2 separate regions of the Homo sapiens genome follow, and region 1 is linked to region 2. The links are chromatin loops, found by intact Hi-C in ENCODE. Cell type or tissue: ascending aorta. All regions are shown on one strand. Links, peaks and the distances in the headings refer to the core of each region. The heading gives the core; the rest is flanking DNA. Region 1 holds the start of SNRPD1 (small nuclear ribonucleoprotein D1 polypeptide). Region 2 holds the start of MIR133A1HG (MIR133A1 host gene).

Region 1 (16,756 bases), core at 5,102-10,101, 220 kb after region 2:
GCACTTTGGGAGGCCAAGGTGGGCGGGTCACAATGTCAGGAGTTGGAGACCAGCTTGGCCAATATGGTGAAATCCCATCTCTACTAAAAATACAAAAAATTAGCCAGGTGTGGTGGTGCAGGTCTGTAATCCCAGCTACTCAGGAGGCTGAGGCAGCAGAATCGCTTGAACCTGGGAGGCAGAGGTTGCAGTGAGCCAAGATCATGCCATTGCACTGCAGCCTGGGTGACAGAGCAAGACTCCATCTCGAAAAAAATACAAATAAAAAAATTAGCTGGGCCTGTTGGCTCATGCCTGTAGTCTCAGCTCCTCGGAGTCTGAGGTGGGAGGATCGCTAGAGCCCAGGACTTTGAGGCTGCAATGAGCCATGACTGTGTCACTGCCCTGGAGCCTGTGTGGCAGAGCAAGACTCCGTCTTTTTTTAAAATTCTATTTTTTTTTGAGACGGAGTCTCGCTCTGTCACCCAGGCTGGAGTGCAGTGGCATGATCTTGGCTCAATGCAACCTCCACCTCTTGGGTTCAAGCAATTCTCCTGCCTCAGCCTCCCAAGTAGCTGGGACTACAGGCGCCTGCCACCACACCTGGCTGATTTTTGTATTTTTAGTAGAGACAGGGTTTCACCCGTTGGGCTGGTCTCGAACTTCTGACCTCAGGTGATCTGCCCACCTTGGCCTCCCAAAGTGCTGGGATTACAGGCGTAAGCCACCAGGCCTGGCCCTTTTTTTTAAAGACAGTCTTCGCCAGGTGTGGTGGCTCATCCCTGTAATCCCAGCACTTTGGGAGGGCGAGGCAGGCGGATCACCTGAGGTCAGAAGTTCGAGACCAGCCTGGCCAACATGGCGAAACCCCGTCTCTGCTAAAAATACAAAAAAATTAGCCAGACTTGGTGGCACTTGACTGTAATCCCAGCTACTGGGGAGGCTGAGGCAGGAGAATTGCTTGAGCCTGGGAGGCAGAGGTTGCAGTGAGCCAAGACTGCACCACTAAACTCCAGCCTGGACAATAGAGTGAGACTTTGTCAAAAAAACAAACGAAAAAAAATTGATCACACCATCTCAAAGTAAGTTGTAGGCATTACGACACTTCAGCATGCATTTTCTAATGACATTCTCCTATATAACCATAATCTCACAATCACATCTAAGAAAATGAACCCCACACTATCATACAATACACAGTTCATATAAAAACTTTTAGTCTATAATATATACTTTGAATTAACAGATCCTATCATCACACTAAATGGTACACATAAGATAACCTATTATCCTCCCGCACTAGACTATTCTTGAGGGTAGGGATCGTAAGCTCTATATCTAATCCTAGACTGTAATAGGCACTGAATAATGTTGGCTGAAATGTTTTAATGAATAAAGGGAAACCAACCTTAAAATGCCTTTTTTTAATTTCTTTTTTTTTAGTGGTATAGACAGCCATCACAAAAAAGAAATTACTTGGTCTGGGATATAACAAGCCTCAAACTTTAAGAAGACTCATGAGTTGAATCTCTTTTTATATATGACATCAAGAAAACGTTTTTCTCAACGAATTGGTAACACTTTATTTCACCAGAGAGTTATTCAGCTCCAAATTTAACAATCAATTATAACTAGAAAAGCCTAGAATTCTGAACTAATGGTTTCCTCCCATTATCAAGTTTTTGTTTTTATCTTTTACACGAATTTACTATCCCAGTTAGTAAGAACTTTTACTATAAAAGTTCTTCAAATCATTTTTGGAAGCAAAGAAGATAAATAAAAGGAAAAAAAAAACCTTATGTGGCCAGGCGCGGTGGCTCAGATACATAAAAGATACGTAAAAATAACTAAGTTGTAGAAAGCAATAAAGATATACAGAGGTTTTTTTTGTGTTTTTTTTTAAACAGAGGTTTTTAGTTTAGGTTTTTTCTGAGACTATGCCACCATGCCCGGCTAATATTTTTTAAATTTTTAAATTTTTTGTAGAGATGTGGTTTTGCCATGTTGCCTAGACTAGTCTTAAACTCCTGAGCTCAAGCAATCAGCCTGCCTTGGCCTCCCAAAGTGCTGGGATTACAAGCGTGAGCCACTGCACCCAGCTACACACAGGTTTTTTACTAAGAATATATTGTAGCATGTGGAGAGGGGAGTCAGGTATTAGGGGACTCCTAGTAAGAAGCCTGAAAAGTTGGAAATATGCAGCAAGAAGAAACAAAAGAAAAAATACAGCATAAGACACAGAGTAATTATAGATACAAAGATGGAGTCTTGTTCTGTTGCCCAGGCTGGAGTGCAATAGCGCAATCTCAATCTGAGCTCATTGCAACCTCCGTCTCCCGGGTTCAAGAGATTCTTGTGCCTCAGCCTCCCAAGTAGCTGAGACTACAGGCGCATGCCACCACACCCAGCTAATTTTTGTATTTTTAGTAGAGACGGGGTTTTACCATGTTGGCCCAAGTGATCTGCCTGCCTCGGCCTCACAAAGTGCTACGATGACAAGCATGAACCACCACGCCTGGCCGATGAAATGTTAAGTTCAATATTTTAGGTCCTATGAGTAGAGAGGAGTTAGGCAGGTTCCTTTCATGGAAAGCCTAAGCTCTGTTAAAGAATTCCTCTAGGAGAGCTACTGAAGGATTTTCATCAATGAAGTGGAGTACCAGGCTCATATTCACATTTAAAAGAGAACCTAGGGCCAATGTTCAGAAACAGATTTTAGAAAGACAAGAGACCAAAGTATAATCTCTAGGAAGACAAATTATGTGACTAGAGCAGTACATATACAAGTTAAAACTACAGTAATCGAGACATAAGGAACAACAAATAGATCAATGAAACAATACAAGCAAACAGATCTATTTCTGGTCCCACATTTACATGGTTGATTTAGCTGGGATTACAGGCACTCGCCACCACAACCAGCTAATTTTTGTATTTCTTTTTGTTTTAGTAGAGCCGGGGTTTCACCATGTTGGTCAGGCTGGTCTCGAACTCCTGACCTCAGGTGATCTGCCTGCCTTGGATTCCGAAAAGTGCTGGGATTACAGGCATGAGCCACCAAGCCTGGCCTTATATGGTTGATTTTTTACAAAGGTGCCAAAGACGTGTAACAGGCAAAGGAAAGTGTTTTCAACAAATGATGCTGGAATAACTGGAAATCCATACAGAAAAAAAACGAACCTGGACCACTAACACCATTTTCCAAAAGTAATCCAAGATGGATGATAGTCACTTGAGCCCAAGAGTTCCAGATATAGGCTGGGCACAGTGGCTCACGCCTGTAATCCCAGCACTTTGGGAGGCCAAGGCAGGCAGATCACAAGGTCAGGAGATCGAGACCAGCCTGGCCAAAGTGGTGAAATCCCATCTCTACTAAAATACAAAAAAAATAAGCCAGGCATAGTGGCACATGCCTGTAGTCCCAGCTACTCGGGAGGCTGAGGCAGGGGAATCACTTGAACCTGGGAGGTGGAGGTCGCAGTGAGCCGAGAGTGCGCCACTGCACTCCAGTCTGGCAACAGAGCAAGACTCCATCTCAAAAAAAAAAAAAAAGACTTAAAGAGTTCCAGATACATAAAAATCGATCAGTCAGGCATGGTGGCTCACGCCTGTAATCCCAGTACTTTGGGAGGCCAAGGCGGGTGGATCACAAGGTCAGGAGTTCGAGACCAGCCTGACCAACATGGTGAAACCCTGTCTCTACTAAAAATACAAAAATTAGCCAGGCGTGGTGGCAGGCGCCTGTAATCCCAGCTACTTGGGAGGCTGAGGTAGGAGAATCGCTTGAACCTGGAAGGCAGAGGTTGCAGTGAGCTGAGATCGCACAATTGTACTCCAGCCTGAGCTACAAGAAGAGAGACACTATTAAGGAAATGAACATGTAAACCACACACTGAGAGAAAACACATCTGACAAAGAACTGGTATCCAGGACACAGATCTAATTTCTACAACTCTGGGCTGGGCGCAGTGGCTCACGCCAGTAATCCCAGCACTTTGGGAGGCCAAGGCGGGCGGATCACGAGGTCAGGAGATTGAGAACATCCTGGCTAACACGGTGAAATCCCGTCTCTACTAAAAATACAAAAAATTAGCCGGGCGTGGTGGCAGGCGCCTGTAGTCCCAGCTACTCGGGAGGCTGAGGCAGGAGAATGGCGTGAACCCAGGAGGCGGAGCTTGCAGTGAACCAAGATCATGCCACTGCACTCCAGCCTGGGTGACAGAGTGAGACTCCGCCTCAAAAACAAACAAATAAGCAAAAAACCGACTAAACCCTAAGGAGATACCACTACATACCCACTAAAATGGCTAAAATTAAAGACTGAGCAAACAACACCACATACTGGTGAGGATGTGGACCAATTGTTATTCTAATATATTGTTAATGGAAGTGTAAAATGGTACAACCACTTTGGAAAATGGTCTGGAAATTTCTTAAAAAGCTAAACACATAACTATGTTACAGTCCATCAACTCCACTCGAGTATTTACCCACGAAAATTTGTTTCCCTCCAAAAACCTGAAGAATATTCAACGTAGTTGTAAACAAAATACATAACTTTTTATTTTATTTTCTTGTAATTTTTTAAAATACGGAGCTTTTTTTTTCTTTTTTCTTTTTTTTTGAGACGGAGTCTCGCTCTGTTGCCCAAGCTGGAGTGCAATGGCGTGATCTCAGCTCACTGCAATCTCCACCTCCTGGGTTCAAGGGATTCTCCTGCCTCAGCCTCCCTTGTAGCTGGGATTACAGGCACCTGCCACCATGCCCAGCTACTTTTTTGGTATTTTTAGTAGAGATGGGGTTTCACCATGTTGGTCAGGCTGGTTTCAAACTCCTGACCTCAGGTGATCTACCCGCCTCGGCCTCCCAAAGTGCTGGGATTACAGACGTGAGCCACTGCGCCCGGCCTAAAATACAGAACTTCCAAACACACAATGCACTAATATCCAGTAATAAAAATGAACACATTACTGATACACTTCACAATGTGGATGAATCTCAAAAACATGTAACTAAAAGAAGTTTTACGCAAAAATACTTTGTGATTCCAAATATATGAAATTCTAGCGCAGGCAAAATTCATTTCTGGTGGAAGAAACTGGTTGCATCTAGGGGTATGGAGCCAGAGGTTGCCTGGGAAAGGCTTGAGGAAACTGTCTGAGGTTTTGGTAATGTTACTTCTGTTGATATGGGTTTAGGTTACAAAAGTGTTTACATTTTTCAATAGCAGGAAATATACACTGCATTTCATTGTATAAGATATTTACCTTAAAGAAGGAAAACAAAAATCCATGAGTGGGATAAAAAGGGCCTGAACTTAATGGTGGTGACTGGAATGAAAGGCTACTATGGGCAGGACAAATACACAATTATCCCTCCCTAACTGAGCCCAGGAACCAAATGGATTCAAATTATTTTCAGATGAATCTTTCACTGTCTGAATTCTTTCCACTTAGTGAAACTTGGATATCAAATAGTAACACAGTGTCCCTCAGTATAAAACACACTATTTGAACCCAAAAACCAAACAGGATAATGTGGGTCACTTTTATGAAGTAGGTAAAACTGGCAAAATTGGCAATGTATCAAATGTCAAGGACATCAGGAGAGAAAAAGTCAAGCTCACCTCCCAGGTTTTTGGTTAGGGTGACAGTGAGAATAAGGATGACAATGCTGCCAACTGAGATACAGAAATAAATCTACTGAAAATGCAAACCAGTTAGTCAAACAATCATTTTCTGGAGGAAAAATACATTCTCTGGTAAGAAAAAAAATTTGTTTCTATATTTTACCTAAGACACAAAACAGGATTCAGTACAGGTATTAAAAATTACTGGAAAATTGTCATAACATGCAGTATCTTTAAAGGGAACAAATGGAATCCAAGGTGTATTACACAAAATTGAACTATGAGTGGATTAAGATTCAGATTGGCAGGTATGGAGAAATTTCAAAAAATGTAATTTTCTTTTTTTGAGACCGAGTCTCACTCTGTTGCCCAGGCTGGAGTGCAGTGGTGCGATCTCAGCTCACTGCAACCTCCCAGGATCAAGTGATCCTCTTACCTCAGCCTCCTGAGTAGCTGGGATTACAGGCGCCCGCCACCATGCCCGGCTAATTTTTGTATTTTTTCGAAAGAATGGGTTTCACCACGTTGGCCAGGCAGGTCCTGAACTCCTGACCTCAGGCGATCCGCCTGCCTCAGCCTCCCAAAGTGTTGGGATTACAGGCGTGAGCCACCACGTCCAGCCTAAAAAATGCACTTTAAATTCTATGACTTCCTATCCAAAGTTATAGTTCAAATAAAAATATACCAAAAATTAACCTTAAATGTCTTTTGTACCAACTCCTCCCTGAATATAATTTTTTTTTTTTTTTTTTTTTTTTGAGATGGAGTCTCGCTCTGTCGCCCAGGCTGGAGCGTAGTGCCACGATATCGGCTCACTGCAACCTCTGCCGCCTGGGTTCAAGCGATTCTCCTGCCTCAGCCTCCTGAGTAGCTGGGATTAAAGGCGCGCGCCACCACGCCCCACTAACTTTTGTAATTTTCGTAGAGACGGGGTTTCACCATGTTGGTCAGGCTGGTCTCGAACTCCTGACCTAGTGATCCACCCGCCTTGGCCTCCCAAAGTGCTGGGATTACAGACGTGAGCCACTGCGCCTGGCCTCCTCCCTGAGTGTTGAAGGCTTTTATGTGTTATTTAAAACGTTTCAAACAAACGTTACTTCAGACGTTATCTACTTGTCTGTCATCCCCACTAACCAGAAAACTCCAACAAGGCAGGTACTCTGCCTTTTAAAAAATCCTATTACCAGCGCCTAGTATGTAACAGGTGCCCAATAACTATTTAGCGGATATTGACAATCCTTGACTCAACAGGAAAAAAACAAGCTAAATATTTATAATTGCTGGCTTAGCTATTAGAAACGTCTGCCTCTGTTCCAGGCTTAGTCTCAAGGAAAAACACCAAAACCAAATCTACTTGCAGGTAGTTTAGAATTATTCACATCAGCAAACAAGTTTTCAGAAGACTCACCTAACTGACAGGGTCTATTTATTTCTTAAGAAATAAAACAGGAGAACTATATATTATCTGAGTAATCAGCCACAATTACGTTGTGATAATTTCTGCCCTATATTGGGAGATTTTCCTAAATAAAAAGCCTACCTTAAAGGGAAATAGAGGTGGAATAATCAATCACAAATCTAAGGAGGATAAAAAGGTAAACTTAAAAATCGGCCGGGCACGGTGGCTCAAACCTGTAATCTCAGCCCTTTGGAAGGGCGAGGCGGGCAGAAAGCTTGAGCCCAGGAGTTCGAGACCAGCCTGGTCAACAAAGTGAGACACCATCTTTATTTAAAAAAACAAAAACTTGTGAAGCCGGAAGTCCTTCTCTGATTTAAAATATTTTGCAAACAGGTTTGTTTCCAGATAAGCTCATACAGCTTTCTAAGTACTGTTAAGCAGGACTGGGGAGTTCCACTCAAAAAGAAAATGAGTAACTGTAAGAGGGAGATGTGTCCCAGGAGGCGCTGCATCTTTAAAGCCTCTAAGTCACTAGGCAGGAAGAAAAGGCTCGGCCTTTATACCAATCTCTTGGAAGACACGCGGGATCCGCGAGCGACCCAGGCGGAAGCCCAGGCCCGAGCACGAGCTGCGGGCGCAGTAAGGCCGGCCGTTAGCAGGCCGCGCACACGCGGCTTTCCCGCCTCCTGCAAATGGGAGAGCCCAGCCTTCCGGACTCCGGGCCAAGCCCTCCCTTCACAGCCCCCAGAGCTGCTTGGTCACTCCCTCACCTCACGAGCTTCATCCTAGCGGCGCCGTCACCCTCTGGGTCCGACAGCACACAGAATCCTTCAACCGAACACTGACCGACTGCAGTATGAATGGCCGGAAGCGCCTACTCCAGGGGCTCCGGACGTCAAGAGCGCGCGGAGCACTGCAGGCGCATGGCGGAAACGCCGAGGCTGCGCTGGGCCGCACTCTCTTCCGGCCGCGAGGAGCGCGACTGCGGCCCCTGGCGGCTGGAGGTTGCCTTGCGACGGCTGAGGGTATCGAGGGCTGGTCTTGGAGAAAAATGTCCTACAAGAGAGGGAGATTCGAAGAGATTAAATCCAATTAATAGGACTGTCGCATTTTGGGAGGCCGAAGCGGGGGTATCACCTGAGGTCAGGAGTTCAAGACCAGCCTGGCCAACAGGGTGAAACCCCCGTCTCTACTAAAAAGACAAAAAATTAGCTGGGCGTGGTGGCGGGCGCATGTAATCCCAGCTACTCGGAAGGCTGAGGCAGGGGAATCGCTTGAACCCGGGAGGCGGAGGCTGCAGTGAGCGGAGATCGCACCACTACACTCCTGCCTGGGCAACAAGAACGAAACTCCGTCTCCCAAAAAAAAAAAAAAAAAAAAAAAGTACTGTCACCATCACGTTTCTGAACAGCAGGGCACTGTGAGTGCAGCACCTAATACAAATTCCTCACTGAACGGAAAGAAGGTCTTAGAGAAGCCCAAAGTCTTATGCTGATTCTGTTCCAACACCAGGAACCTAGCATTGCTTACTGTACCTGAAGCAAATCACACAATGGGCCAGGCGCTGTGGCTCAAGCCTGTAATTCCAGCACTTTGGGAGGCCGAGGCGGGCAGATAGCGAGGTCAAGAGATCGAGACCATTCTGGCCAACATGGTGAAACCCCGCCTCTACTAAAAATACAAAAATTAGCGGGGCGTGGTGATGCGCGCCTGTAGTCCCAGCTATTCGGGAGGCTGAGGCAGGAGAATCGCTTGAACCCAGGAGGTGGAGGTTGCAGTGAGCTGAGATCGTGCCACTGCACTCCAGCCTGGCAACAGAGCGAGACTCCGTCTCAAAAAATAATAATAATAAAAATAAAATCCACAATGTAGCAGATTATTTTCACTTTAAGTTCCAATCTATAAGACAAACTTTTCAGTCTTCATCTTTCTCAACATCTCATCAAAATATATATATTTTTTATTTTTTTGAGATGGAGTCTCACTCTGTCGCCCAGGCCGGAGTGCAGTAGCGCGATCTCAGCTCACTGCAACCCTTGCCTCCCGGTTTCAAGCCATTCTCGTGCCTCAGCCTCTCCAGTAACTGAGATTACAGGCGCGCATCACCATGGCCCGCTAATTATCGTCTTTTTATGTATGTATGTATGTACGTACGTATGTATGTATTTTGAGACAGAGTCTCCCTCTGTCGCCCAGGCTGTAGTGCAGTGGCGCGATCTCGGCTCACTGCAAGCTCCGCCTTCCGGGTTCACGCTATTCTCCTGCCTCGGCCTCCCAAGTAGCTGGGACTACAGGCGCCAGCCACCACGCCCGGCTAATTTTTTTGTATTTTTAGTAGAGACGGGGTTAGCCAGGATGGTTTCGATCTCCTGACCTCGTGATCCGCCCGCCTCGGCCTCCCAAAGTGCTGGGATTATAGGCGTGAGCCACCGCGCCCGGCATTATTGTCTCTTTAGTATGTGAGCTTCATCAAAATTTAACACAAACACTCCCCTTCCCTCTTTCGGGTTTCAGGATGCCAAGCTCACCTGGCCTTTTTCCTTATCCTACTAACTACTCTTGCTTTGTTTTGTTTTGTTTATAGACAGGGTTTCTCGCTCTGTTGCCCAGGCAGGAGTGCAATGGCACAATCAGGGCTCACTGCAGCCTTGACCGTCTGGGCTCAAGCTATCCTCCTGCCTCAGCCTTCTCAGTAGCTGGGACCACAAGTGCGTGCCACCATGCCCAGCTAATATTTTATTTTTTATTTCGTAGAGAAGAGGTCTTACTATGTTGCCCAGGCTAGTATCCAACTCCTGGGCTCAAGAGATTCCACTGCCGTGGCCTCCCAAAGTACTGGGTTTACAGGCCCAGAGCCTCCATGCCCAGCCTCTAACTACTCTTTCTAAATCTCCTTAGCTGGTTCCTCCTTCCCTATGGAGCCAATACATGTCACAGTGTTTCCCGGCTTGTGGCTGTAGTCTTTTTATGTATACTTTTTCTTTTAACCTGGTAATCTCCTCCAAAACCATGACTTTGATTTGTATCTCTAGCCTAGACTTCATCGCTGATCAACAGAACTCTTAGATATTGTAAGACAATACTTATCGGCTGGGCATGGTGGCTCATGCCTGTAATCTCAGCACTTTGGGAGGCCGAGATGGGCAGATCATGAGGTCAAGAGATCGAGACCATCCTGGCCAACATGGTGAAACCTCGTCTCCACTAAAAATACAAAAATTAGCTGGGCGTGGTGGCGCATGCCTGTAGTCCCAGCTACTTGGGAGGCTGAGTCCCAGCTACTCGGGAGGCTGAGGCAGAAGAATTGCTTGAACCCGGGAGGCGGAGGTTGCAGTGAGTGGAGATTGTGCCACTGCGCTCCAGCCTGGGCGACAGAGCAAGACTCCGTCTCAAAAAATAATAATAATAATAAAAATTAAAAAAAATAAAGTTTCCCCAGGTGAGTCCTACACACATTAAACTTTGATAAATATTGCCCTTTTTTTGTTGTTTGAGACTGACTTGCCACGCCTGGCCAAAACTTTATATTTATTTATTTATTTATTTATTTATTTTTGAGATGGAGTTTCACTCTTGTTGCCCAAGCCGGAGTGCAATGGCACGATCTCAGCTCACTGCAACCTCTGCCTCCTGGGTTCAAATGATTCTCCTGCCTAAGTCTCCTGAGTAGATGGGATTACAGGCACTCACTACTGCGCCCAGCTAATTTTTTGTATTTTTAGTAGAAATGGGGTTTCACCATGTTAGCTCGGCTGGTCTCGAACTCCTGACCTCAGATGATCCATCCACCTTGGCCTCCCAAAGTGCTGGGATTTCAGGCTTGAGCCACCACGCCCAGCCTGGAAACTTTAAAATGAAAATCTGATTCAATCGTTGTGGGGCCTGAAATTCTGCAGTTCTAACAAGCCTTCAGTTGATGAAGCTGCCCCTACTCTATACACATCAATTTGAGTAGCAAGGCTAAAACGGATATTTGTGTGTTGCCTTCTCAACATCTATTCCCTTGTCTTTCCAAATGTTTCTAATATTCTTCTTGTGATCCTTGTGGTCCTAAGAAAGCTGACTCTACCCTTTTAATACTCCATTCCATTACTTGTTCACAGTAGGTTTGGGATCTAAGTTGATCCAATTGGACCTTTAGAGGGAATGTTCTTTTCTTTTGTTGTGAATGGAAAGGGAGTAACCCCTGGAGCTGTTGGGAACTTCCTTACAACCAGGAGAAGAACCAATTTCAGGACATAGTGTTGTTTGTTTCTTTGTTTGTTTGTTCATTTAGACAGGATCTTGCTCTGTTGCCCAGGCTGGGGTGCAGTGGTGTGATCCTAGCTCACTGTAGCCTTAGGCTCCTGGGAATAAATTGATCCTCCCACCTCAGCCTCCCAAAGTGCTGGGATTACAGGGAGCCACTGTGCCCAGCCAAGGACAGAGTTTATAAAAAACTAAAACCTGTGATGACATCAATGAGCCCCTAGATAATGAATACTGCCTGAATGTTGCTATTTAGAATTAAATAGCCAGCCCTGCAGTGCATGCCTATAGTCTCAGCTACTTGGAAGGCTGAGGCAGGAGAATCACTGGAGCCCAGGAGTTTGAGGCCAGCCAGGGCAGCACAGGAAGACCCTATCTCAAAAATGAAAAAAATTAAATAAAATTTAAAAATTCAGCTCCTCAGGCCAGGTGTAGTGGCTCATGCCTGTAATCCCAGCACTTTGGGAGGCCGAGGCAGGTGGATCATGAATGAGGTCAAGAGATCAAGACAATCCTGGCCACCATGGTGAAACCCCATCTCTACTAAAAATACAAAAAAATTAGCCGGGCATGGTGGTGCATGCCTGTAGTCTCAGCTATTCGGGAAGCTGAGGCAGAAGAATTGCTGAAACTTGGGAGGTGGAGTTTGCAGGGAGCCGAGATCACGCCTCTGCACTCCAGCCTGGGCGATGAGCAAGGGTCCATCTCAAAAAAAAAAAAAAAAAAAATTCAGCTCCTCAATTTTGGTAACTGCATTTCTTTTTTTTTTTTTCGAGATGGAGTCTTGCTCCATCACCCAGGCTGGAGTGCGGTGGCTCCATCTCAGCTCACTGCAACCTCCACCTCCTGGGTTCCAGCAATTCTCTGCCTCAGTCTCCCAAGTAGCTGGGATTACAGGGGCCCGCCACCTCATCCGGCTAATTTTTGTATTTTTAGTAGAGACAGGGTTTCACCACCTTGGCCAGGCTGGCCTTGAACTCCTGACCTTGTGATCCACCCTCCTCGGCCTCCTCAAGTGCTGGGATTACAGGCGTGAGCCACCATGCCTGGCCTAGTAACTACATTTCAAATACTCATATGTGTCTATGGCTACCCTTTTGAACAATGCAGATATATGAATATTTCCATCATCATAGAAAGTGTGATTGCACAGTGTTTTTTGAGGACCATATTTGTTTCCTTCTTAGCATTTAATTATTTACTTATTTATTGTCAGATACAAGATTGCAAACTGAAAGCAGGGAATTATGTCTTTTCTGTTGACTGCAGCACCTCCAGCATCTAAAATAATGCTTTGTTGATATGTCCTCAATAAATATTTGTGAAATAACTAAATGCCTCGGCTGGGCGTAGTGGCTCACACCTGTAATCCCAGCATTTAGGGAGGCCCAGGTGGGCGGATCACCTGAGGTCAGGAGTTCGAGACAGGCCTGGCCAACATGGTGAAACCCTGTCTCTACTAAAAATACAAAAATTAGCCGAGTGTGGTGGCGGGCGTCTGTAATTCCAGCTATTCAGGAGGCTGAGGCAGGAGAATGGCTTGAACCTGGGAGGCAGAGGTTGCAGTGAGCCAAGATCGTGCTACTGCACTCCAGCCTGGGCAACAAGGTGAGACTCTGTCTCAAAAAAAAAAAAATAATAGGCCGGGCGCGGTGGCTCATGCCTGTAATCCCAGCACTTTGGGAGGCCGAGGCGGGCAGATCACGAGGTCAGGAGATCGAGACCATACTAGCTAACATGGTGAAACCCCATCTCTACTGAAAATACAAAAAAATTAGCCGGGCGTGCGCCTGTAGTCTCAGCTACTCGGGAGGCTGAGGCAGGAGAATGGTGTGAACCCCGGAGGCGGAGCTTGCAGTGAGCCGAGATGGCGCCACTGCACTCCAGCCTGGGCAACAGAGCGAGACTCCATCTGGAAAAAAAAAAAAAAAAAAGAAAAAAAAATAATAACTGAATGCCTCTTCTATTAGGATGCATGCTCCATGAGGAAGGAGACTTGAATGTATTGTTCTCTGCAGTATCCCCAGTACTGAGCATGGGGTACTCCTCTCTATTATCTTGAAGGCCCCTCCTACTTTGGGCTGATAAAAGAAAATAACTTGTATTTGATGAATCAGAGTTTTTTAACTTTATCAAGCCCAGAGAAACATTAAAATGAGACACACGTCTCATTCATCTATTGAAACTGTTTGTGGCCGGGCCTGGTGGCTCACACCTGTAATTCCAGCACTTTGGGAGGCCAAGATGGGAGCCTCCCTTGAGCTCAGAAGTCCAAGACCAGCCTGGGCAATATGTTGAGACCCCAAGTTTCTACTAAAAATACAAAAAAAAAAAAAATAGCTGGGCATGGTGGTGCACGTCTGTGGTCCCAGCTACTCGGGAGGCTGAGGCAGGTGGAGGCTGCAATGAGCTGAGATGGTGCTACTGCACTCCAGCCTGGGCGACAAAGCCAGACCCGGTCACACACACACACACACAAAACTGTTCACTATTATTACAAGTAGCTATAAATTACCTACTAATGCCACACCAGACACTAAACCCCATACTCTATAGCTTAACAATGCATAGTCAATCACTAATCAATGTTATTTCTGTAAGCCAATGATAATTCTTGAAAAACAACTTTCTATCAGCTCACTCCCTGTCCAGGTTTTTTGCCTTTAAAAACCTGCTTGTAACAAAGGCCAAAAGGAGCTCGTATTCAAATTTACTTGTGTCTGAGTCTTCCGGGCAGCTGTCCTCACTTTGGCTCAAGTAAACTCTTTAAATCACATTTTGTGTTTCAGCCTCTTCCTTTTAGGTTGACAGGGGCCTGCCTACTTCTTAAGCCATCCCCTTTCCCCTCAATAGTATAAGAATATTTGGGGCTGGGCGTGGTGGCTCACGCCTGTAATCCCAGCACTTTGGGAGGCTGAGGCAGACAGATCATGGGAGGTCAGGAGTTTGAGACCAGCCTGGACAACATGGTGAACCCCCGTCTCTACTAAAAATACAAAAAATTAGCTGCGTGTGGTCGTGGGTGCCTGTAGTCCCAGCTACTTGGGAGGCTGAGGCAGGAGAATCACTTGCACCCAGGAGGTGGAGGTTCCAGTGAGCCGAGATCGCACCACTGCACTCCAGCCTGGGTGACAGAGTGCGACTCCATCTCAGAAAAAAAGAAAAACAAAAATGGAGTTCTTGCAATTCATCAAGCTTACTTCCTCTCCAGTCTTTCATACATACAGTTCTTTAATCTGGCTAACACCTACTCATCCCCTCTCAAGTATGTGGGGCCAGCATTATTATTTGTATGGTAGTGATGTGTCTCCCAGATGGCAAATTGAAATGTCATTGTCAGTTGATTTATCCTAAATTGCTGTACTTTTTATTTTCTAGCTCAAAAATTTTTTAGGATTTTTACTTTCTCATAGCATAAAACCATCAAAGAGTCCTGAAATAAAGTCAACAAGAGTGGGGCAACAAATAATGCCTTAATTTCCTGCTAGCAGGAGGATTAATCTGAAAGTGAGATTGTCCTGTCCTCTGTGATTTGGCAGAGGCTTTATCTATTGCAGGCATTTAGATTGGTCACAAGACAGAAAAGGAACAAGGAAATGGGAAAATAATACATGGAGCAATGCAACTATTCCATTATTAGTTTTCAGAAGTAGACATCCTACTGATAAGCAAAGGCAGAAAAGTATATACTGCAATTTAGAGTCAGTAAGGAAACAAGCAATTTAAACAAGTCCAGGAAATTACATTCATGGTTTTGAGTTCAGCAGGAGAACATGGTCTTTTAATTCTTGCTGTAGGGGGTGTGAAAAAGACCTTCACCACTTATGTAACTATAATGTTGAGCACCACGATGTGTCATCTAGGTTATAGCGTTTATTTCTAGCACTGGTACACATCAAAGCTGAAACAATCAAAGATGTCCCCAGGACTTTCTTGGGAGATCTCAGAACGGGGGCCACTCTTTTCACTGAAACCAGTTTGCTGTGAACTTATGTAATCTCTGCCGAGTTGTCAGGAAAGCATACTTGAGAATGAAACTAATACAGATGAAAGAAGAGCTGGGCATTGTAGAGTGTCCTGCTGACATCATCTGACATCCTCAGGTTTTAGGATGACCTGAGGTCAGCAGTTCCCCTATAGCTCCTGGTTATGGTAGCAATACTTTTTTTTGTTTTTTTTTTTAAATGTTGCTCACATGAGTTTGAGCTGGATTTCAGTCATTTTCTAACTAAAGAGACCTGACTAACATTTTGTTTGGATTATCAAACACTACTTTCTTTTTCTAAGTTGAATGTCTTCCTACAGTTATCTGAAAAAATATTTTCTTGCTAGTCTTAGACCCCCTTTGAACTAAAACTTGTGATTCTTTCAGTTGTGATCTATAATTCTCTACCTGTTCAATGCTAGGCTTCTCACTAATTGTAAAACTTTTAACATTTAAAAATATTTATTCATTCATTAATAAAAATGCTTTAGATGTAGACATAAGTAACAGTTATATTTCCAAATTATAAGTTATATTTTTATTTTTCTTTTTTACAAAATTTTTAACTTTTATTTTAGGTTTGAGGGTACATGTGAAGGTTTGTTACACAGGTAAACACGTGTCATGGGGGTTTGTGGTACCCATTATTTCATCACCCAGGTATTAAACCCAGTACCCAACAGTTATCTTTTCTGCTCCTCTCCCTCCTCCCACTCTTCCTCAAAAAACTTTAATTCTTTTTTTGTTTGTTTGTTTTGAGATGAAGTCTTTGCCCAAGTGGCACGGTCTCAGCTCACTGCAACCTCTGCCTCCAGGGTTCAAGTGATTCTCCTGCCTCAGCCTCCTGAGTAGCTGGGATTACAGGCAGGTGCCACCATGCCCGGCTAATTTTTGTATTTTTAGTAGAGACGAGGTTTCACCATGTTGGTCAGGCTTGTCTTGAACTCCTGACCTCAGATGATCTGCCCGCCTCGGCCTCCCAAAGTGCTGGGATTACAGGCATGAGCCACTGTGTCCGGCCAACTTTAATTCTTTACTCTTTCCTGAAAGAGACTGTAATCTCAAAGACATTTAAATAATAATGGATTATTATTTAATCAGATTATTATTGTTTCTTAGTAGACAACCAAATTAAATGAACCAAATTCCAAAGCTCATAGATAGAATGCTCTAAAAGAAAACTACCGATAGAAGGAAAAACAAATATGATATAATAGTTCAGAGGAAGATTTAATCAATTACACTACAAATTGAGACTACTGGTATTCATGAATCGGAAGTGAAAAATATCCTTCAAAATGATAAAGAATAATGCTCAAGAAAGTTTATTTTTTCCCATGAACGCAAACTATTTATTCTTTTCACAGAAACTGATTATATATAGTTTTAGAAAAGAAAATAAGGCCAGGCACGGTGGCTCATGCCTGTAATCCCAGCACTTTGGGAGGCCGAGGAGGGTGGATCACCTGAGGTCCGGTGTTCCAGATCAGCTTGACTGACATGGTGGAACCCTGTC
Region 2 (13,965 bases), core at 8,350-13,349:
TGAAGAACCGTATGAGAACAGCTGAACCCTAATGAAGAAAGAGACTGAGGAGCAAAATAAGTGCACTTGGGAGTCAGGGGACCTAGGTCAAAACTCCATCATCTACTTCCTCAGCTCCAAAATGGTGACAGTTAAAACCTATTTCACAGGGCTAATGTGAAGATTAAGTAAAATAACATATGAAAATGCCTAGCAAATGTCTAGCATAATTTAAAAATTTTTTAAAATGAGATCAAGAAAAGAGCTAAAGATTCAAAAGATAAACCGATCATTTCGTTTAGGTCTTAGAACCATGCATGCCCTCTGGTTACAACTCTTGATACTGGCGGGGTATGCAGAGCTGAAACTTTGGTAATGTTATGTCATATTCTTCAAGATGGGAATTTCTCATTTGTTTTTATTATGTTTCTTTGAAGTGTGGTCAGAAGGTACCTGATCTCAGCTTCTTTTCTTCTTTTTTTTTTTTTTTTTTTTTTTTTTTGAGATAGGGTCTCACTCTGTCACCCAGGCTGGAGTGCAGTGGCACATAGCTCACTGCAGCCTCAAACTCCTGGGCTTAAGGAATACTCCTGCCTTAGCCTTCCGAGTGTCAGCTTAATTCTTTATCATGTCTATTTCTCACATAAATGTGCACAATGGGGATTTTTCTTTAAGTTTCCTGAGCTTTTCCATCATTGACATTTCACTAAGTAGTATTCATTGCATAGGTGCACCACAATTTGCACAATTTGTTTATCCCAGCACTACCTGAACATTTGGCTTCGCTTCCAGTATGGGGCTAATAATAGCTGCTACAAACATTTAGTACAAGTATTTGCTTGGAAAGGTGTCCTATGTTCTCTTGGGTACATACCTAGAAGTGGGATAGCTGAGTCACATGATAAATATATGTCAAACTTTGTAAGAAACCACCAATTTGTTTTTCAAAGTGCCTGCTTTAAAAAAAAAACACCAGCAATGTATACAAATTCTAATTGTTCCACATCCTAACCAATACTTGGTTTTATTGGTCTTTTAATTTTAGTCATTCTAAGTGGGCAATTGTAGTAACTGGTTGTGGTTATAATTTCTATTTTGTTAATCACTAATAATGCTTTCACTTGCCTATTTGCTAACTGTATATCTCCTTTAGTAAAGTGGATGTTTAAATCTTTTGACCATTTTTATAGAGTTATTTGTCCTTTTATTTATTCATTTATTTTGGAGATGGTGTCTCACTCCCTCTTCACCCAGGCTGGCATGCAGTGGCATGATGCTGGCTCACTGCAACCTCTACTTGCTGGGTTCAAGCAATTCTCCTGCTTCAGCTTCCTGAGTAGCTGGGGACTACAGGTGCGTGCCACCACGCCTGGCTAATTTTTGCATTTTTAGTAGAGAAGGGGTTTCACGATGTTGGCCAGGCTGGTATCAAACTCCTGACCTCAAGTGATCTACCCGTCTCAGCCTCCCAAAGTGCTTGGATTACAGGCATGAGCCACCGCACCCAGCCAGTCCTTTTATTATTAAATTTTCAGAGTTCTGGATTCCAGTCCTTTGTCAAATATGTTCTCCCTACTGTGGCTTTCCTATTTGTTTTCTTAATGGTATCTTTTGATGAGCAGAAGTTTAGTTTTTGATGAAGTGTTATTTATTAATTTTTCTTTTAAGATTATGGCTTTCTGTCTCCTAAAAACCTTTGTGCACCTCATTGTCAGATAATATACTAATACTAATTTTTTGTGTTTGTTTTTTGTTTTATTTTTAAGACAAGGTCTTGCTCTGTTGCCCAGGCTGGAGTGCAGTGGCGCCATCATGGCTCTCTGAAGCCTCAACCTCCCAGGCTCAAGTGATCCTCCCATCTCAGCCTCCCAAGTACCTGGGACACAGGCACATGCCACCACACCCAGCTAATTAAAAAAAAAAAAAAATATATATATATATATATATATATATATATATATATATACAGTAGAGATGAGATCTCACAATGTTGCCCAGGCTGGTCTCGAACTCCTAGATTTGAGCTATTCTCCTGCCTCAGCCTCCTAAAGTGCTGGGATTACAGGCATGAGTCAACAGGCCTGGCTGGCTTTATGGTTTAAGCTTTTACATTCAGGTCTATAACTCATTTAATTTTTGCGTAAGTTGTGAAGTAAAGTTAAGGTTTTTTTGTTTGGGTTTTTTTGTTTTTGGTATACGGATATCTACTTGGTTTAGCCCTATTTGTGGGAAACAATCCTTTCCCATATTACTTTGGCACTTCTATAAAAAAAGTAATTGACTATATGTGTGGTTCTTTTTTTTCTTAATTTGAGTTGCTGTTTATACATATGTGTGGTTCTACTTCTGCATTTTTTATTCTTTTAGTTTGTATGATTGCTATATAGAAAATACTAAGTAATCTGTAGAGAAGATACCAGAATAAGTTTAAGCAAGGTCACAGGATATATGGAAAATATACAAAAATTGTATTTATATATACTAGCAATATGCAAATGGAAATTGAAATGTAAAAACAATTCTATTGAGTGACTCATTGATTGACTGGGTCTCGCTCTGTTGCCCAGGCCAGAATGCAGTGGTGTAATCATAGCTCACTGTAACTCAAACTGCTGGGCTCAAGCAATCCTCCTGCTTCAGCCTCCTGAGTAGCTGGCATTACAGGGGTGTGCTACCACATCCAGCTAAAATACAATTTATAATAACATCCGCAAAAAGCTGCTGAAGAACAAATCTAATATGTGCAAGAGCAATCAAACTCCCAACAGACTTTTTAATAGAAACTAATAAGCTGATTCTAAAATTTATATGGACAAGGCATGGTGGCACTTTGGGAGGCTGAGGCAAAAGGATCACTTGAGCCCAGGAGTTTGAAACCAGCTTCGGCAACATAGTGAGACCTTGTCTTACAGAAAAAATAAATAAATAAAAGCCAGGCATGGTGGCACATGCCTACAGTCCCAGCTACTTGGGAGGCAGGAGGACTGCTTGAGCCTGGGAGGTCAAGGCTGCAGTGAGCCATGATTGTGCCACTGTACTCCAGCCTGGGTGACAGAGTGAGACCCAGTCTCAAAAGCAAACAAAAAATTATATGCAAATGCAAAAGATCTAGAACATTAGAGTAATCCTGAGAAAGACAAAGAAAGAGGATTTAATCTACCTGATTTCAAGACTTTCTATAAGGCAACAATAACCAAGGCAACATGATAGTGGCATAAGTTCACTTAGATTTTTGAATAAAAAGGAATTATCATAATTAACAGAGAGCAGTAATTTTAATAGCAAAGATTTAAAGTAGTGGGGGGGAGGTGGCTTAACTTTTGATATATTTCTTTAAATTTCTGTAGTTTTTGGAATGTATACCTTATAATTTGGTATTTGATTACATATATTATTTGCTAAATTTTTCTGCTGTTTCATCTTCTTAACTAGACTATAAATTCCTTGAAGTCAGGAATCACAGATAATTCTTTGATAACTTCAGTGCATCTATATGGTTTATGCTTGCACATGAAAAATTTGCTGAAATTACTAAAATATCCTAAAACTACAAAATAGGCTCCTCCCAAAATCCAGGCTCATAAAAACGTAGTGTCATCCTATTCTGAGATGAATGAAATGACCAAGGTGAGTCTGTACTGCTATCGAGCCATAAATTCCAGGGGTCAGCAGTAGTTACGAAATAAATCCCCTGATCTTAGCTGCAAACTGCAGTCTGATGACAACTGGCCATACTGTTTAAGTATCAACACAGATGGTTCTTGGTGCTCTGGTTGATGATACTTCCGTAACAGTGGCAGCCATTCTGGGAAATCTCTGTTAGTTGATGCCCATTTCACAGGACCAATCCAGGAAGACTGTGCAGAGGAAATCCTGGGAATTGAGGGACTCACTCTCAAACACACATCACCATCCTGCATTTAAGAAGTATTAGGCAGAAGACAGAATATGCATTATATCTGAATTTTCATCATCATGAGGTTTTACTGGAACCTACTAATAGGCAATTTATAAAGCAATAAATAAATGAATGGCAATGGTCCCAAATTGTTTAAAAAAAAATAAAAAAGAGGGAATTATTTAACTCTTTTCTTACCTGATGTACCAACAGTTCAGCCACTTCTACGTGATTATTAAGGGCAGCCAGATGTAAGGCAGTATAACCATCATCTTTCTTCTCATCCACAATCCATGGTCTTGGTAATTTAGATAGTAAAACACGCATTGCACTGAAAGTTAAATTCACATTATTTCTATATTTGCATAATTTGATATACTCAAAAGAAAAGTTTGCAATCAAATGAAGATACTCCTCTTTAAAGAAAAAAATGCTCTTAGAGACAAATAGAAATTCTACTTTTCTAATCTCAAATGTGCAGCTTTAATTTAATTTTTTTTTTAAGAGATGAGGTCTTGCTATGTTGCCCAGGCTGGCCTTGACAGAGACTACAGGTACATGCCACCATGCCCAGCTAGCTTTTTGATATTTTGAGAGGTAGACACACTATTACTATCTGGGAAATAGAATCAAAACAGAATGGAAGTGCTACAAGGAGGAAACCTAAGAGGAAAAAACCAAAGAGAAAAGAAATATACCCTAATGAGGGCACCACTTTGGCTTTGGGGAACCTCTCAGGTTCAGTATCAACAGTATTTATTAATGAAAGAGTTAATGAAGAACAGCCAGATAATAATTTTTAGAAGTAGGAAAAACTGTGATAATTAATACACTATATATGCTGAACCATCTTAGCTGACGATTATTGTGTAGCTGGTTATCATGAATTGCAAAGTTAAAACTTGACATATGTCATTTAGAAGTGGTAAACCAAGTCTGGAGCAAAACACACAAAATGGCCATTATAATTTAATATTTAAAATTTAAAAATCAGTAATAAAGTATTTTCAAAGCAAAAAAGAGAAAGTTATACAAAAGAGAATTAAAGATTTAAACTCCAACCACCGAAGAGCAGAACTAAGTTCAAGAAGTCTGAGAATGGGTTGTGGAGGATTGAAGAACCTCTAAAATTACACTTAAATCATTTGGAAACTTTTATTAGACTTTTGTTTGTCTGTTTGTTTTCCTGAGACGGAGTCTCGCTCTGTCGACCAGGCTGGAGTGCAGTGGCACGATCTCAGCTCACTGCAAGCTCTGCCTCCTGGGTTCATGTCATTCTCCTGCCTCAGCCTCCCGAGTAGCTGGGACTATAGGCGCCTGCCACCATGCCCGGCTAATTTTTTGTATTTTCAGTAGAGATGGGGTTTCACCGTGTTAGCCAGGATGGTCTAGATCTCCTGACCTTGTGATCCACCCGCCTCGGCCTCCTAAAGTGCTGGGATTACAGGCGTGAGCCACTGCGCCCGGCCTTTTATTAGACTTTTTAAACAGGTTTATGAACCCAAAGTATACTGAGAATCACAGCTTACAGAGCCCCTTCCATGGCTGTAACTGAGTAACAATCACTGTTTGGGGATAACAGGCTTCTTTGGAAAGCTATAGGCTCTCCTCCAGAGAAATGCATGTCAAAATCTTTACCTATTAATACAATTTTGGGTGAGTCTACAAACTCCTAAATCCCATTCATGGGCTTCATAGAAGACTAAGGTTTTCTGCTTTTGTTTTCAGTCACTAGTAAGGATTTTAGTCCTCCTCATTCCATAAATTAAAATAAAATACTAGATATTGTATAGACTTTGAGATTCTCAATGGGAAAAAGTATTGGTACGACATTATACTACTGATGTTTGGATAGTCATGATGTTAATGCCATACATTATCTCTTACCCTACACATTTGAGCATGTGAGAAACAAAATTTACAGGGGTAAACAGTTCTGGAAAATTTAAAAGATACAAGTATTAAATCATGTGAAAAGTGGAAAAACGTTTTATTAAAAACAAAATGTAAAAATAATAATGTAAATACTTGTCATTAATTTAAACAAAAATTGTGATATAATCATGTTGAAAGGAATGGTAGTAACAGAGGGTATTAGTTTTAAATCTTCATTTTCCATAACATGAAATCACTAGATGCCTATAATTGATAAATTAAGAAATTACAGGATAAGTTCCAAGTTGTTGGTCGGGACAAAAAAGGGGTAAGGAGGGATGACGCAGAAGACATTTCTCTTTCATTATAAGTTTTGTAGTAACATTTGACTTAACTATGTACATATATTAGCTTGATTAAAAACTTTTTGTTTTTAGGAGAATGGCGTGAACGCAGGAGGTGGAGCTTGCAGTGAGTGGAGATCGAGCCACTGCACTCCAGCCCAGGCGACTGAGCGAGACTCCATCTCAAAAAAAAAAAAAAAAAACCTTTTGTTTTTTTCTGAGACAAAGTTTCTCTCTGTTGCCCAGGCTAGCGTGCAGTTAGTGGCACGATCAGAGTTCACTGCAGTTTCAACCTCCCAGGCTCAAATGATCCTCCTGCCTTAGCCTCCCGAGTAGCTGGGAGTATGGGTACATGCCACCAAGCCCAGCTAATTTTTTTGTATTTTTTGTAGAGGCGGGGTTTCACCATGTAACAGCCCAGGCTGGTCTTGAACTCCTGAGCTTAAGCCATCCACCTGCCTTAGCCTCCCAAAGTGCTGGGATTACAAGCATGACCCACCATGCCCAATCTAAAAACGTTTTTGAAACTCTTCAATATAATAGTATTATGACAACTCTAAGATTATAGATGTATACTCAAACATAGTACAAATACCTCTTTGCCCCCTCCTCTTTCCCAATACTCCTCGTGTGTGTTTGTGTGTGTGTGTGTGTGTGTGTGTGTGTGTGTGTGTGGATATATATATATATATTTTTTTTTTTTTCTTGAGATGGAGTCTTGCTGTGTTGCCCAGGCTGGAGTGCAGTAGCTCAATCTCGGCTCACTGCAACCTCCACCTCCCAGGTTCAAGCAATTCTCTGCCTCAGCCTCCCGAGTAGCTGGGATTACAGGTGCCCACCACCAGGCCCGGCTAATTTTTTATGTGTATTTTTAGTAGAGACAGGGTTTCACCATCTTGGCCAGGCCGGTCTTGAACTCCTGACCTCGTGATCCACCCACCTGGGCCTCCCAAAGTGCTGGGATTACAGGCGTGAGCCACCGCACCCGGGCTCCTCCTATATTCTTGATCTTGATTACCCTTCTTACCATTTAATCAGCCATTCTACTCAGAAACCAGGGAATCATTCTAGACTCTTTCCTCTCTTCTTATGTCCACATTCAATTTGTCCTGCCGTTTCTCCTTTTTAAAACTCAACTGTTCTTCCCAATGGCCCCCAGTCTCCTTTCCACTCTATTCTCTATACCACCCCACACAAATCTGACCATTTCACAATTTTCACATATTCTTTTTAAATAAATCTTTTAAAAATAAGACTAGTCTTGATAAAAAAAAAATTCTAAAATATACTTCCCTGCCTTTAATACACTTTTAAAAGAACATGAGACTAAACATAATATTTTCTTGAAATCAATTATAGCAAAATCAACTTGATTTACTAAGCTGTGGAGAAACACTGCAGATAGCCCCAAATCAAAACTAATGCAAGGGTCAACTAGCCAGGAGTGGTGAACTTTTTGGTTTTGTTTTTAAATATCTATTTTAAAGCAATGTTAGATTTATAGAACATTGCAAAGCTAGTACAGAGTTCCCATATACTCCTCCATCCTTGTTACTAACATTTTACATAGTATGGTACATTTGTTTCAATAAACCAATGTTGAAGCGCTGTTATTAACCAAAGTCCACACCTGAGATTTCCTTAGTTTTATTCAATGTTCTTTCTCTGTTCCAGAATACCCCTTTACATTTAGTTGTCTTTTCTCCTTAGCTCCCTTTGGTTGTGACAGTTTCCCAGACTTTCCTTGTTTTTGATGAGTCTGACAGTTTTGAAGAGTACTAATGGGATATTGTGTAGACTATTCCTCAGTTGGAATTTGTCTGATGCTTTTCTCATGATTACGCTGTGCTATTGGTTCTTAGTAAGAAGGCCACAGAGATAAAGTGTCATTTAATCACATCACACCAAGGGTACATACTATCAACATGCCATATGACTCTAGAAGTTAACCTTGATCATCTGGCTGAAGTAGTGTTCTTCATGTTTCTCCAATGTAAACATTTCCGTATCTCTAAACTATGCTCTTAGGAAGGAAGTGACTATGTACAGCCCACACTTAAGGAGCGGGAAGTTATAGTTCACCTCCTTGAGGGTGCTACATAAATTATTTGAACAGAGACCTACAGCCCTCTCATCTTAATCAAAAATTGCCAACCCCCTCAAAAAAAAATAATAATACAGGGCCTCAAGAAAAGAGGTCATCTTTGGGCCCAGCCTGCAAGGTAAGCTAAGGGAAAGTTAAGCAAAACAGTTTCTGGTCCCATCACTCTCACGTCAACAGCAGTAGTTCAGAGCAGCCTGTCTCCTTTCTTTCCATGAGGCAGGCAATCTTAGGAAGACACACTATAACCACAAGGACAGCAGCAGGCTGTTCCCTGCAGCACTTTAGTTAATTAAGAGGAGACTGTTAAGCTGCAAGCACTGAGGTCCGTAGAGTTACTGGGAAAAAGGTGTTACCAGCTCGAGAATTCAGTAATTTTGTTAAGCCAATAGACTGTCTCACCTGTGGAGCATAGTATATGAGATTTAGAGATATTTTCCCTAATGCTCAATTTGGTTGTTTTCCAAGAGGTTAAGGACATGGATGTTTTAAAGATAAGATCTTACTACCAGTTAAGCAGGCATTTGTGAATAGTGCCAAAGAAGCATTAAGTTCCAGAACAACTAATAGCAGTGCCTACCATAATCCCTGGCACATGATAGTATTCAAACGTTTGCTGAATGATGAACAAATGAGTTATAAAGAAGCAGAGGGGACAAGCAGCTGTCTACACTGGTATGCAGTATTCAAGTGGCACTGGGTCAATTTTTAGGGCCTGCCATGCTTTGCAATCTTTCTTCAGAGGCAGGCAACATTTTCCCAAACCCTACTAGCTAAACTGTGGAGGCCTTACATGTTAGTACTACTTAAGGCAAAACAACATTAGAATAGCACTGTAGCACATATTAGGTGTTCAATAAATGCTTGGTAAATTAATAAACAATCCCTCAAATCGGTAATGTAGATTAGTCAAGAATTCAAAAAGGAATTTATTAAGAAAACTGATCAACTGCCAGTAGTTCTTTTGGGCATGCTAAAAGCAGGTTACTATAAAACTGAACACATTTTGATCAAAAAGGTATACTTTGTATACCTAGTATAGGGAACTCAAAGTTTTGTTGAATGGAAGAAATGAATAAACAAATAATCAAATAATCATCTTTCTGAATATACTGAGGCAAAGATATTGGCAATATATATTTGATGCATGGTTTTGTTCCCAAGAGGAATAATTTCCTAACTCATTTCATTATCACAAATCTGAGGAGCAATGTGGCATAGTGGTGAAGAGCTCCCAGTCTGAAACCAAATTATCTGAGTTCAAATTCTGGCTCTAGCCACAATGGCTAGTGACTTCAGCAGATTACTTAACTTCTGTGCCTCAGTTTCCTCATCTGTAAAATGTGAGAAGAATCACAAATCCTACTTTATAGGGTTGTTATGAAAATTAAATGAGTTAATATTTATAAAGGGCTTAGAAAGAGAACCTGGCACATAACACATTATGTAAGTGTTTGCTTAAAAAATAAGTACTTTCACTGCTACAAAATCATTAACAAAATGGGGTACTTGAGAAAACTGAAAATTAACCTACTTTATACTCTGAGACATGTCATCTTCTCATAATATGAGTAAAATTATTTCAATATCTAGGAAAGCTGTTTAAAATTGCCCAATATCTAAAGAAGTATTCCTTATGCCACTGTTTTAAAACAGACATTCAAAATAATTAAACTGCTATGATATTAAATGCTAAAGACAACAAGAATGTGAAGGACAAACTTCCGTAGGTGAGTAAGCTCAGAAAACTCGTAATAGTTTTTCTTGTTTCTTAAGAGGACATATTTGGATTAAAAAACAAGGTATAGCTGGTTTCTCTTCTGCATTTTTATGTGAGATCTTAAACTATATCTCCACAGGTTTACTGGACTTCATGTTTTAATATTTTTTCTCTTTGATTAAAAAAATTTCAGTATCAAAATCTATTGTGAATATGCTATTAAAATTTAAAACAAAAGTATTTTTACCTCTGAGTCACATACTATGTAATAGAGTTATAGACAGGTTAATGACTATTTCAATCTGTGTAAAGTGTGCAATGATCATGCCTAAAAGTCACTTCAGAAAATTAGAGAAACATGACAATGTAGAAGGGACAGCAAAAACACTACACATTTGAATATAAAGTAGAATTCATAATAAAATGCATCTGAATACTTGTATAATTACTCAAAAGCATACTGGACCCTGTTTTTTACCAAAGCATTATAAAAAAAATTAACTGAAATTGACAGTGAATTGTTTTAAGTAGCACTTCTAAGATTTCATTTACATACTACTTTCTTCTCCCTTGATGATGTCTCTCCACCACCAATATACAGGTCTTACCTACCATTTCTATACATTTTCCATTCAATAAACTTTAAAAGCATGTATATGGCAACAACTAGCTCTAAAGATAACCCTACAAAATCCTTTCAGGCCTTTAGATATGTAACATATCACCATCCATAACATTTTTTATCAATCAAAAAATCAGGTTATAAAATGTATTTTGGCAGCAGAGGGACTTCACTTGTTCCATAACTGTCTAAAGATTGTCTTGCTACTAGCCATGGTAATTTTTTTCCTCTTTCCTTTTTTCTCTGCAGTGCTTCTAAGTATAGTGACAGTGCATCAGGCTTTCCTAGTCTCAGCGCAAGCTCAGTGAAAATCTGGGAAATGTAAGTGGAAACATGAGAGACCGCTTTATTTGGCAGTGCTTACCCCCCCTCAAAAAAAAAAAAGTGGGGGGCAGGACAAATGGCTAAGCAGTGTTTGGACCGCAGGATGAACAATCAATAGGCAGAAAGCAAGATTGAGGCTTCCTCAGCTTTTGGATCGACAATCGACAGCTGAGAGGCTATTTTTTGCTATGGTTGACTAAATATGGTCAGGGAAGAGAGAGGCACAAGAGAGCCTGTTTGCCTGGGAGTGCATGTTTCAAATGCTTAGCTGCCTATAAAGCTGTAACAGTTTAGCCAGTGGTCACTGAGGAAGAATATAAGTTAGCCTCGTAGTGACCATGTGGAAGTCCTGACCTCGCTTGCAGACTTGACCTCTGGATGTGACAAGGTAGCTTCACTACAGCTCTACTATTTAATCCTGGAAACTAAAAACCAAAAAAAAAAAAAAAAAAAATCTAAAAGCAAGAAAGATGCAGACTATTTCCTAAGAAGTCAGAAGAACCCAATGTATTCTGGAGGGCAAAGAAAAACAGGGTGAATGTTTACAGTTATTTGGGGGGAGTAAGGTGTGTTTTGGGTTCTGTTTTTGTTTTTTTTTTTTTTTGTCTTTTTTAGACTATAAAATTAACTTCTGCAACTTTTTCCCCTCTTCTGAAGCATTTCATCTGACAAGCTAGGTTCATTTTCTTGGCCTTTGTAGCAACCTTTTTTGATTGCTTAACTTTCCCTATATAACTGTGCAAGACTGTTATATGACATTCCAAATCAAATGGCCAACACTGATTCAATTTTAGAGTTGTTTTTGTTGGTGGTTTTTGTTTTTGTTTTTGTTTTTGGTAAAGGGAAGAGGGGAGGAGAGGGAAAAGTAAGCTTGTTTTTTGTTTGCTCGTTTGTTTTTCAAATTTATCTTAAAAGGTGAGGTTCTGTGTTCACTGATACATCCCCTTCCTTCACCGGGCTCATGAAAAGAAATGCTGAATCAGCAAATAGAGTGAACGAACAATCAAGATGAGATGGCTGCTGTTGATGTGATTCTCTAGGTTACTACCTTTCTTCCTGCTGCAAATGCTGCATGACACTAAGCTTACAGGTAACAGAGCACCATAAGGCCTGTACTTTTAAGGATGCTTATGACTTTCTGCATGCTTACCTATTATTGACTCAATATATGTTCTCATTGTTAAATTAAATTCTATCTAACCATAGCCTAATTTCACAATTCAAGTTAAGAGCTAATGTAGTGTAAAAAGGAATATTGTTCAGATACTATGGCAGTAACTTTTTATCTTAAAAATGTACAAATACATTATTGTCATTTACATTATTAAAGATTTAGTCATTATTGTTTCAGATTAAGTGATGATTTTGCATCTCTAGTAAGTCACATCCTGCTTCCAAAGTATACTTATTTTCTAAAACTATTAGCTTCTATTTCAAGGTTTAGTCAACCAAGAAACTTGGCAGATCATAAAATACTTTTTAATGCTTACTAATAATTGGCCACAAAAATAAATCAGAACGTGCATGGTGTAATTCTAATGCTGCATTGCTGAAACTGCTGTAGTGCTGGGCTATCTACTGCTACATTCTGATTTGCTCTCTATAAGCTGCACTAGCTTTTTATCACAAGCTGCAGAAATTCTACTATCCCTGCCCTTTTTTTTCCTCCTTTGACAAATCTGAAAATTTCTTGAGGTTTTAAATTAACCTTCTAATACCACAATAACTGAAGGCTACTTACCAACTATAATTTCTTTTCATTCTAAACTATCAAGGTAAATAAAACCCAGGTGCTCACAGACTAAAACCTTTCAGTTCTTTGAAGTGATACTTTCTAAAAGTTGACGATTCTGACAGTTATCCTTTATACTAAAAAGATTAAAGAATCAAAACAACTTAAACTCACCAAAATTAGATATTTCTACATCTATTTGAATTTGTATTCAACTCATATTTGTATTTAACCCAAAGAGAAGCATCAAAGTGCAAACTTCAGGTAAGGAACTAATAAAGAAAAAAGAATGACAAATTTTCAAATGATCACGAGTTCTTATCTGTGACCTTATAAAACACTAACAAAAATTCATAATCTTTAAAAAAGTTCAATTCACCCACACTCATCCTGGTTTTTCTCCTTGTTGTTTCAACTTCTAGAGTCAATATCAGAAATACTTATTGGTTAATTTGTTAGGTTTTGAGTAAGATATCTAGTTTGTAAAAAAAAAATTGAATTTAATTAATTACTATCTACCTGTAGGATCTAGAAGCAGACTACAAAAAAAGAAGAAATTCACTCTGAAGACTGAAGAAACACTAGGCTGATCTTAAGTTTCCGAAATACACTCTGTAACACTACACTGATTCTTTGAATCTCTTGCAAAAAGAATCAAACCAGGACAAAGTTCAACAGATAACTGGTCAAATGCTTAGGAATGTCTATGTCCACCAAGAATATGGAACCATTAATGCCATGCTTCAGGTAAACTTGTTACAAAATTTAGTCTTCGATAAATTAGTCTCTGCAAATGATTTACCATTGCTCTACATTAGTAAGCTGAATGTTTCACTAACAAATAAGAAAATAAAATATTTCATGTTTTTACAGCTAACAACTTAGTAATACCTACTCAGAGTACATACTTCTTTATGTACCCATATGAACATACAATGCTATGGAATGTAAAGAAGTATGTATTTTTGGTAGGCAATAAACCACCAAGGGAGAATTAAACTGAGCTAAAAGAAGCTCTTGCTTCTTTCTACGTGAATGACCGTCATATGGTAAATTAACCTAGTCATGAACAGATGACCTTTGGCAATACTAACACCAAAAAAAAAAGGTTATCTACTACTGATAGATAGAAACTATCCCTAAGGTTTTTATTTCATGAAGGAAAAGAAGATCCAGTGAAGTAGATTTCAATTATCATGAAACTCCTTTTAAATCATCTAAGTTTAAAACAGACATCTTACATTTTTAAATTAGGCACTCTCATTATTAAAATTTGACTGCAAAAGGGAAAATAGTATTACTAGCACAAAAGAATGAGGAATACACATGACCTATTTTCTGTCTCCACAATTTAATCTTAAGTATATCTC

Evidence for each region. Hi-C counts contacts between places; a loop is a spot of excess contacts. Peaks named below come from ENCODE experiments on the same cell type or tissue, not always from the same donor. Only the 100,000 strongest peaks of a DNase experiment are listed, where the experiment ranks them.
Region 1: it touches region 2 in a loop (4-fold over the local background); 9 of 110 quality-filtered maps call a loop at or near these places.

The regions. Positions count from the first base shown.
Region 1 is chr18:21,603,465-21,620,220 of GRCh38, reverse strand. SNRPD1 (small nuclear ribonucleoprotein D1 polypeptide) reads right to left here and starts at 7,907. Exons shown (of 4, transcript NM_006938.4): 1 at 7,778-7,907. The coding sequence starts at 7,791. RefSeq lists enhancers at 7,759-7,848, 15,184-15,253 and a silencer at 8,109-8,158. In ascending aorta, for the core only: a CTCF peak has its summit at 8,000 (motif pointing left); a DNase peak (open chromatin) is centred at 7,950; H3K4me3 peaks cover 2,424 bases; H3K27ac peaks cover 1,376 bases.
Region 2 is chr18:21,828,608-21,842,572 of GRCh38, reverse strand. MIB1 (MIB E3 ubiquitin protein ligase 1) reads right to left here. Exons shown (of 21, transcript NM_020774.4): 13 at 4,076-4,208. MIR133A1HG (MIR133A1 host gene) reads left to right here and starts at 11,167. Exons shown (of 3, transcript NR_110369.1): 1 at 11,167-11,251; 2 at 11,779-11,953; 3 at 13,121-13,965. MIR1-2 (microRNA 1-2) reads left to right here and starts at 13,485; the gene lies at 13,485-13,569. In ascending aorta, for the core only: no CTCF peak of the experiment used is centred there; a DNase peak (open chromatin) is centred at 10,972; H3K4me3 peaks cover 2,827 bases; H3K27ac peaks cover 3,898 bases.